Linked DNA regions of Mus musculus: region 2 is linked to region 1. A link is a loop called in an ENCODE intact Hi-C map of the cell type or tissue named here. Cell type or tissue: heart. All regions are shown on one strand.

Evidence for each region. A loop is a pair of places that touch in the nucleus more often than their neighbours do. Peaks named below come from ENCODE experiments on the same cell type or tissue, not always from the same donor. Only the 100,000 strongest peaks of a DNase experiment are listed, where the experiment ranks them.
Region 2: it touches region 1 in a loop (2.3-fold over the local background); 5 of 42 quality-filtered maps call a loop at or near these places.

The regions. Positions count from the first base shown.
Region 1 is chr7:133,569,938-133,574,937 of GRCm38, forward strand. No RefSeq gene overlaps it. Among named protein-coding and RNA genes, the nearest start is that of Tex36, 30 kb to the right of the region's middle. In heart, a CTCF peak has its summit at 2,191 (motif pointing left); no DNase peak of the experiment used is centred here.
Region 2 is chr7:133,030,294-133,035,293 of GRCm38, forward strand. It overlaps a transcript of Ctbp2 not described here. Among named protein-coding and RNA genes, the nearest start is that of Ctbp2, 18 kb to the left of the region's middle. In heart, a CTCF peak has its summit at 2,447 (motif pointing right); a DNase peak (open chromatin) is centred at 2,458; H3K27ac peaks cover 1,675 bases.

The DNA.
Region 1 (5,000 bases):
TGGAAGGTGTCTTAGTCAGGGTTTCTATTCCTGGACAAAACGTCATGACCAAGAAGCAAGTTGGGGAGGAAAGGGTTTATTCAGCTTACACTTCCATACTGCTGTTCATAACCAAAGGAAGTCAGGACTGGAACTCAAGCAGGACAGGAAGCAGGAGCTGATGCAGAAGACACGGAGGGATGTTCATTACTGGCTTACTTCCCCTGGCTTGCTCAGCCTGCTCTCTTATAGAACCAAGACTACCAGCCCAGAGATGGCACCACCCACAAGGGGACCTCCCCACTTGATCATTAATTGAGAAAATGCCTTACAGCTGGATCATTTCCCCAGCTGAATCTCCTTTCTCTGTGATAACTCCATCCTATGTCAAGTTGACACAAAACTAGCCAGTACAGAAGGCATCAGCCACTCTGTGTTTTTTTCCTAGGGATAATACTCCAGACAAAATAGACTGCACCTACCGGGCCCCATAAGGAACTGTGTAAGAAGCACGCTATGAGAAATCTTCCAGAAGGTCTTAGAGAGGTTGTGCGTTTGTAGTCAGCTGCTAAAGGAGACTTAGCAGTTATCAGCCGTGGTTGTCTTCAAAATCATTTTTACAGAACAGGAAGTGAGGCAATGAAAAGCAGCAATACATAATCCTACTGTGTCTTCCATGCCTTGTCTCGGTGAACCTTCCCTGGGAGAGCTGAGCTCAGGAACGGCAATAGCCTTGGGAAAGGATGGACTAGTTTCTGATCAATAGTTTTACACCAGCCATGGGTCTTTGCGCTTTACCTTCATGATTTTATTCAGTCCTTTTGGAAAAGAAAAAAGGTGATGTCCATTTAATAGATAAGAAAGGCATGTTTCAGAGAAAATAGGAGAGTCATGTGACACATGCCTAGCCTATTAATGTTTGCAGAACTGCGACAAAATTCGTGACAAAGGCAACTTTGGGAGAGAGAATTTATTTTGGCTCACAAATCTCATGGTGGGGAAGGCACGGTGGGAGGAGCTTGAGGCAGCTGGCCACACTTCCCTCGAAGTCAGGAAGCACAGAGAGGCGAATGCTGGCTCTCAGCTCGCTCACTCCTTTTCATTCAGTCTGGGACCCCAGTCCAAGGGATGGTACTGTCCACAGTTAGGGTGGATCATTCTACCTCAATTACCCTAAATCTAGAAACTCCCTCACTGACATGCCCACAGAGATTTATCTCCCAGGTGTTTCTAGATCCCAGCAAGCTGACATCAGCCATCACACCGAAAATCCTAGTCACTAAAGTAGGGCGTGGCTCTGTAGCTCCAAACTGGTCCAGAGCAAACTGCAAGGGAGCCAGACTTTGAGCTCCATTGCTGTCCGTGTAGTAGCTGTGCTAACCCTGCTCCAGAGCTAACCCTGACCAGCCCCAGAGTCGGTGCAGATGCATGGTATGCAGGAAGTGCGCAGTCCTACAGACCCCCCCACCCCTGGCCCTACCCCTTCCCCGGCCCCATCCCCATCCCGCCTTCTCCCCTCCAGGGCGAGACTGGCTGAGGTCTCTAAGAAACATTTTGAGAAAACGATTTGTAGCTAGAAAACCTAAGTTCTGAGAAGCCTGAACCCTCATCTTCAGAGAACTGGAAGCAAGGACTTGGAATTACCCAACAAATTAAGTTCATTTTAATATCAGAATGCAATTGGGAGAGAGGGTCTGGGGTAAAAGAAAAATAAGTGTAATTGCTTCTTTTTTCAGACTCACATATTGCTTTGTTCATTACGAAATAACAAAGCATTATTTGATCCCATTACTCTGTAAATGAGATTGAGGGAAGGGTACATCTGCATTCACGCGGCAACAGAGTTGGGAAACGTTTATCCCACCGACATTTAAAAATAGCAGCTCCGTCTTTCGTGGTAATGAAATTGTAGGTATTTTCATTGCAGAAATATATTTTACAACACACACAAATACGGCAGAGTTAAATTTAGTGCTGGGGAATGCTCTCGTGGAGGCTTTCCTCCGGGCTTGGGTTTTCTGCACTGGGCTTTTGTTTCTCCAAAACCAAAGCCTGTCTGTGGGCAGTGACAGATAGGGACACAAAACCACTGGCGAATTTTTTTTTTTTTTTTTTTTTTTTTTTTTTTTTTTTTTTTTTTTTTTTGGTGAGAAAGAGGTTAAGTTTCTGGAGCCATTCAGCATGTACACCTGCCCTCTTGTGGCACGTATCTGTATATTCACAGGTTTTAAGACCAAGACAAGGGTTATCCTAAGCAATATTCCAAGTGGGTCTCCTCTGCTGGGTGTGATGTCCCTCAAGGTGCTCACATTTGGCAAAACTCCTGTACTAACCTGCCACCGTTCACTTCCCTCTGTACTAGGGCCTGGTGACAGGCTACCCCAAAACTTCATGCTACCAAACAACCATTCTCTGAGTGAGAAAGGCAAACAGGAAAAGGTTTGCATGGGGCCTCAGGTAGAAGACTGGGAGCCAGGGCTTTGATACATCTGAAGGCTCATTCACACAGGCCACTGGCTTGGTATACTCCGGCTGGGTCAGAATGGGTTTGGTTGGTTTCCACAGAGGATGGGACACGGTGTGACTGTTCTCTCAACCATTTTCTTCCTAGCGAGCATTATATTATAATATATATTATGTCCTTAAAGATTATTATTATTATCTGAAAGAAGTGAATAAAGAGGCGTGTGTGTGTGTGTGTGTGTGTGTGTGTGTAAGTCCAATAGTCAGCTTCTGATCTCATTCCCTGATCTCATTCCTGTTACCACTTTTAGGAGGGTCTCATAGAACCCGGAGCTCCCCAGTTCAGCTAGGCTGGACAGCCAGGGAGCCACAGCACCTAGCATCAGAGGTGTTGGGATCTGCATGCTTGCAAGTACTTTACTGACCTACTGACTGAGCCATCTCCCAGCCCAGGGATTCTTTGTCATTAACAGCAGTAACTCTGGGCATCAGGAGTCGATCATTCCGCAGAAGAGAGCCAAGGAGTCCCAGACACTTCACTGAAGACCTAGAGTTTTAATGCATTTGATTAACCCTGGAAGCCCAGAGCAAGGCTTTTGTTCTGAGTAGTAGTGTGTGTTCAACCACTGGCAAGTTGTTTCATCAAGTGAATTTAAAAAAAAAAAAGTTTAAAATTACTATAAAAACGAAAAATTTAGAAAACAGGACAGAAGTCTCCTCCTGTCCCCCAGGCACCTCAGATCTGGGATGGCTGCACACTTGCTGCCTTCCCCACAGACAGGCGGCCTTTTACTCATACACAGTGTGCACTGTTGCCTGCTTCTTTTCACTTAACATTTTATATTTTTTATAAGCAAGGCAATTCCATCTGAGTGGCCATTCGTGCGCTGTTTTGAAAGAAGACCATGGTCAGAAAGCTTCATCAGGAAATGAAACTTTGCACTTACTGGTCTTTGGCTTTCTCAAAAACGGACACAGTTCTACCTTGTTCGAGTGCACTCTACACAAAGGAACAAAGATATGCCACGAAGTAATTAGGAACTAGGTGGGGGGTAGGACAGACGGTTATAAAGGAGTGGTGTTAGTTGGCTGTGTGTGTGTGTGTGTGTGTGTGTGTGTGTATTCCTGTAGTATGCAAATTGCCCTGCCTGTTTTTTTGTTTGGTATTGTCCAGATGTTTAAAAACAAGCAACTGGTCTTTCCACAGTCATTTAAGGGAAAGGATAAAGGAAGTTTGCCACTAAGTGTCTTAAAACAAAACAAAACAAAACAAAACAAAACATGGCTGATTATCTTATATAGAACTCACAAGCATGCAGCTTCTAATGTAAAGTAAGACTTGTTAGAGAGACAGGCAAAGCCCATTCCCAACTTTGCAAGGTCTGTCTTTGGCATGAGCCATTGAAGGGACTCTGACCTCATGACATCACGGACAGAGTGTGTCCTGGCAATTTCCACAGCAAACACTCTAAGGTGGTTGTTCTTACTGGAGATCCAGAGGCGGCAGTGTGTGAGCTCTGGACACCGTGCCTTGTAAAATGCATTTCTTTGTATGCTTAGTTTAGAGCAAATGTGTTCTCTCCTCTACCTGTGATCACAGCTATTAAATAAATAACCGATGGGACTCCATCGTCAGAGAAACACAGCCCAAGTGAAAAGCTGTCATCTTTGCAGACGTGTCTTTACTTCCTGCTATGGCTTTGGCTAGCAAAATGATAGTTGCTATTTGCTGAGCTAGAAAACACCCATTTTGTTAAAAACAATACAACAACAAAAACCTGAAGGTTAAAAATTGCCCGGGTCTTCAGGTTTGGGTTTAGTGGTCAGCTCTTCTGAAAATGCTCACCTATTCATTACCGCAGTGAGTTGTTGCTGGGGCCAAAGAGAGGCATAGTGCTAAGCTCCACGGCAAACTAAAAACAAATGTTTAGAAGGAGCCTACCTTTCACACACTTGCAGTCTTGGAGGAAAACAAACCTTATACACACAATGTCACCCGTGTCATGGTCAGGGCTGTGAGGAGTTCTGAGGAAGAATCTACGTTATCTGTAAATGGAACGACCCAGTTTTCTCTTAGCAAGGCAGAAAGAGAGCCACAGTCAGCAGATCCAGACCCACCACCCACATAATTGACACTCCTTGCTTCTCTGCAGCAGAAAATAATGTTGGCATATTGGAATATCAGAACCTGACTTGTGGAAAATTTAACAGCAAAGAGTCTTGACAAGTGTGCACCCTCCCATTGCTCCTCTATCAAGTATGGAGTCATTGAGAGATCAGCCTCATTGATGCACGTGTGTGTGTGTGTGTGTGTGTGTGTACAAACACATGTATGTTCATGTGGGAGAGTGCACACCCATGAGTATATAGGCCTGAGGACAACTTCAAATGCTATTACTCAAATGCTGTCCACTTTCTTTTGAGGCAGACTCTCTGGCCTGGAGCCTACTGGTTATGCTAGACCAGATAGCCAGCAATCCCCTGGGACTCACTTGTCCCCTCTTCGTCCTCAGGCAAGGATTCCAAGTGTGGATCACACCTGGCTTTTTAATGTAAGT
Region 2 (5,000 bases), 540 kb before region 1:
CCTGGAATGATTGACAGCTGTCAGAGAGGACTGTTGTCACTCCCTGAGCACATAATAGATTCTGTAAATGTCCCTTTCTTTTTCCAGTGTGGGTTAGGGAGTGGGAAGAGAAGACCTCCCTTTACCAGAGTCCCCCATTCAGGTCCTAGAAGTTTCCTAAAAGAACCCCATCCTGAGATATGCACAACGTTTCACTCACAGACAGGCCAGTCCACCATCCAGTAACAAGAGGAAGCGGCTTCTCCACGCAGCCCAGCCCAGTGCTGGGCGGGCGACCCAGCCAGTCAGTCCCTGCTCGGTACTCTCAGTTGGTTAGAGCCCCATCTTCTATCCCCAAAAGCACAAGTACTTGGGATGCACACACCGATAGCTCGTGCTTCAGCCATGGCCTTTCCAATCGGCATAGCTTCAGAATACTGAAGAGTGACAACTTACACAGGTAGCCATGTCCTTCTAATGCCTGCCCCCAGCCCAACCACTGATTCCACACTAGAAAAATAAAATGGCATACTGTGTGACCAACACTGACTCAACTAGACTAATCCAGATTGTAAAAATGAAATACACTGTCAATAATTTTGGCCGGCTCAGAGTGTGCCACTGTCGGGGGTTTCACAGAATCTAGAGGGTTTATGTTGGTGGTAGAGAGCTGGCCTTTATTAACTTCTATATGGCCTTGGGTTTGAAATGCAACATTAGAGAGGGGGTGGGGGGAGTTACACGGTTTGTAAATCCGAAGAAAGGGTTGCACTGTGCCACGGAAATCCACCAGGCTAAAGGTGAACCAGTCAAGGTAGTATCCCCACCCCCCACCCCCCGCCCCCCTGCCCGATGAGGATTAGCTTTAAAACCATGATTTTCCTGGAATAAGCAAGTGGTGTGGTCTTACTTTGAGCTGGGACTCTTAGCCCATACAAATACATTCCTAGTGTCAAATGCGAGCCTCAAGACTTCTGTATATTTTTCGCGTGCTAAAAGTGATAAACAAGGCATGAGAACTTAAGCAGAAAGATCCTTTCATGTTCCTAATTGGCTGTTTTATTTGGGTCATGTTGAGAATCCAGCGTGGGTCGTCACATTCTACAGAGACTCTCTAGAATTTTCACACATTTTAAAAGCCCTTGTCCTCCAAATATGCCTTGAAAATAAATATTTTAGTTAATAATAGAGGCAGAACAGAGAGGGATAAAAGCAAACAAGCAAATGTCCATTCAGATTATGAGGCATAGAATGATGGCGTGCGCTCAGGCTGCTCAGGGTGAGCAGTCGCTAACTCTTCCCCACCTAGGCGTGTGATGTGTGCTCTGTGGCCAAAGAGCCTGTCTGTGTAGTGGAATGCGATCTGTCATCTCATCTGCTATGGGACAGAAAAGCTTGTCCCGGTTGCAAGAGAAATTTTCATTTAACCAAGTAGAGAATGCCACCAACAGGAGAAAGCATACACAATATTGGAAGTTCTCACAGAATGTCTGCAGAGGGGTCACAATACAGCTGTTGGGTGGGGGCGATGACCCAGTACCCTAGTGATCACTGTGGGCAGAGTCCATGGCCTGTGACAAAAATGTACATATACAGTGCATTTCCTGGGGTTCAGTGATGTGTCCAAGCACAGGTAGGATGGCGGCCAGCAGCCTGGACCTGAGAGTTAGACCACAGTGAGACCCACCAGGCCGTGGATCCTTGACAACATGGAAACTACAGGATAGACATAAGAGGCACACTAGATAATATGTCATTATATTTTAATAAAGTGAACACAGACTGGAGAGATGGCTCAGCGGTTAAGAGCACTAACTGCTCTTCCAGAGGTCCTGAATTCAATTTCCAGAAACCACATGGTGGCTCACAACCATCTGTAATGGGATCGGATACTCTCCTCTGGTGTGTCTGAAGTGTACTCATATAAATAAAATAAATCTTTAAAAATAAAAGTGAACGCAAGTCTAATGAAATAGCAAAATAAAATACTTCTTGTTAAGCTTGAACTATTTGCCCATAGAAAAATTACTAGTTCTAATATAACTTCGATTTAGTTAAAGTGAACACGTATGAAGCCATAATCTGTGTCTAGTAAAAGCAATTTTAGAGGTTAGTTACAAATTACAACAATAAAACATTTTTAAAGCGTCTTAAGATCTTGATTTGTTTTTGTTTTAAACACGCCTGCCTCTTGACTTCAGTTTGACCCCACAGAAGTCCCTGACTCTGGACTGTCCCAATTTGGCAACACTCTGTCCCATAAAAGACTTCAGTGGGTTACCTCTTGACACGGTGAGGTCCAAAACACATGTCTCAGTACCTGCATCTTATAGCCTTTATCTGCTTATCAAAAAAGCAATGGAAAACAAGACCAGTCCCACCCTACCCCGTGGTCAACCTGTCATGCTGGGAGCAAGATTAGCCCACGGGAAACATTTTACCCAGCGATGAGGCTCTTGATCCAGCAGAGGGCACTGCTCACCCTGCCTAGACATCCCCAGACTGCAAAGCTGGGATATCTTTGCCTGGGTCTCAAATGTGAACTCCATAAGAACCCAGAGAAAATACGTCAAATACCCTTGATGGAAAGGCCTGAGCACTGTGTGTCTTAGGAAGCAAGAGAGGCAGAAGGCACCTGGCCTCCCTTCTAGCCATGGATGCTGAATGGTGGGATGTGACTCCCTCCCCATTGTCTCACACCTCCCCTGAGAGCCAAGGTCTCCCCCCTCCCGCACGCGCACACACACACACACACACACACACACAGGGCAGGCCAAGGAAAGGTGGTCCAAGAGCCAGTGAGTTTCCTGACCCACAGTGTGAGGTTTTGTCCCGCAAAGGGGCACAAACTGCCCTAAGGGGTAATTTTCCTTTATGCTTGCAATTCTCATTCAGAGATATGTGAATCCTGGTGATGGACGATGGGAACAACTTGGCAGTGAGAGGATTTAAGACAGAATAAATAGGAGGGTACACAGTTCTCCACAAGCCTGATAGAGTTTCCATCAGACTAAAACCTGGGGGGGGGGGGGGGCGCGCACACAATTGAGCAATTGTTCCTTGACCCTAAGGTCCCTTTGTTGTAAGACTTCAGAGTACATGCCCTTCCCCCCAGAGCAGACACTAAGCAGGCAGAGGAGGGAAAGTAAGAAGGATTTCCCATTTAAATATAATTATATATCTTCTTCATTAACTTTGGGGAGGAGCATATTCAACCAGACCTGTGGGAGGCAAAGAACAGCTTTCAGGAGTTGGGCTCTCACCATTTGGGTCCTGGGTTTAAGCTCCAGATGTCAAGCTTGGTGGCAAGTACCTTCCGTTTAGTACTAAACTACCTCCCTGGCCTGGATTTCCTGGTTTTAGATAGGGAGGGCTTAGAAGCAGCAGAGCCTCCCTCTGCCTAACCACAGCTGGCCAGTCAGGAGCCATGGAATGATGCAGGAAAGAGGTGTGCTTTAACTAGTCATGTTCCAGGAGCGACACCATGCTCCACCTAACCCCAGACACTCCATGGGACGACATTCTCTGACCATTGCTTCAAACACCGTTGCTGTGGCAACAGGATACCACTTAGAGCACACAGCTATTTCTTGATTATGATATGGCATACTTAGTTTTTTAGTAAGAATGCGCCAAAATGTGGGAGGTGCCAAATGGGATTCGAGGAGCCCCCGATCGCATCTCCATACAGCCTGCCATCTCCTTTGCCACAACTTACATCACAAAGTACCTGGTGGCCAAAGACAGGCTAACAAGGAGGGATTTTGAATTTGCCTCAATGTCCTGCTAGAATGACAGCTATGTCTTCAGAAAGGCCTCAGCACTCGGTGAACCTATTGAAGGATTTTCTCTGCTCTTCCCTTATTCTAAAGGGACAGTCTCTCTCTGCCTTAGTCCCTGCTGCTCACCCTATCTGCCTGGTGGCTATGTCACCCCAATGAAAGATGCCTGCCTTCTCCAGTCACCAACCCAAGTTTCACCAAGAGCAGGGCCCATAGCCTTGTGTGGCTCCCAGAGCCCACTGGCTGCCTGAAATCCCAAGGCCAAAGAAAAATCAAGTCTCTGTCACAGGGGACGGGAAGGAGCAAAGAAAGGGGCAGCATTCGACTGGGCTTCAGGACCAACATCCCAGGTGTGTGAGAGGGTGGGAAGAGCGTGCTTCCTCTCTCACCTCTGACACCTGGCTCTGGGGTTGGCCTGGGGACCCGGATACAGTGGGAAAGTCTCAAATTTTAGGAGGAAGAACAATCAAATGGAAGCAGACACACAGCTTTGCTTCTGGGAAGTAGGGCGTTGGCCAGAGGCGGAGTGCATGCCAGTAGAGGACCTGCTTCCTCTGGGAGGACCTGGCTTAGGCTCCAGGAGTAAGGACCTACTCATATATCCAGACCCTTACAGGTTCAGCCAGACCCAGAAGTCGCACATGGAAAGGGGGACGGGGAGAAAGAAAAGCTGCATCTTAGCTTAATGACCAAATCTTTCTCCAGGGGATCTAATGCCCTTTCCGGCATCCACAGGTACCAGGCATGTATGTGCATACATATATCATACATGCATGGCTGTGTGCACACAAACACATATGAAATAATAATAATGATAAATTTTTTTTAAAAAGAGAGAGATTTAGACCTTGTGGCTGGACTACCATTTAAGAGTTCTGTAGGATGGAGAGTTTGCACAGCAAAGCCCTGCTTCTCAAATTATTTACAAACAAAACTTTTATTAGGAAGGATACTGAGGCTCCTGGCCCTTTGGGGACCCTCACTGGTGGGCATCCGCATCCTTTTGCTATATTTGCTTGTAACAAGCTGGCTTCTAGCATGGCCTTGTTCTTGCTGTCAACTCTGGGGATGTCCTATGGAGAAGTCTGAGCAATCAAGCATCAGAGGGGACCAGGGTCAATATCCAGACAGCACTACCTTAGGTCTCTGTGTCAGAACACCCTAGCCACAGGCACCCACTTAAGCCGGGTAGATTCTGACCCCAGGAAATGAAGATGACCAGGCTTGGTGGTTTAAATC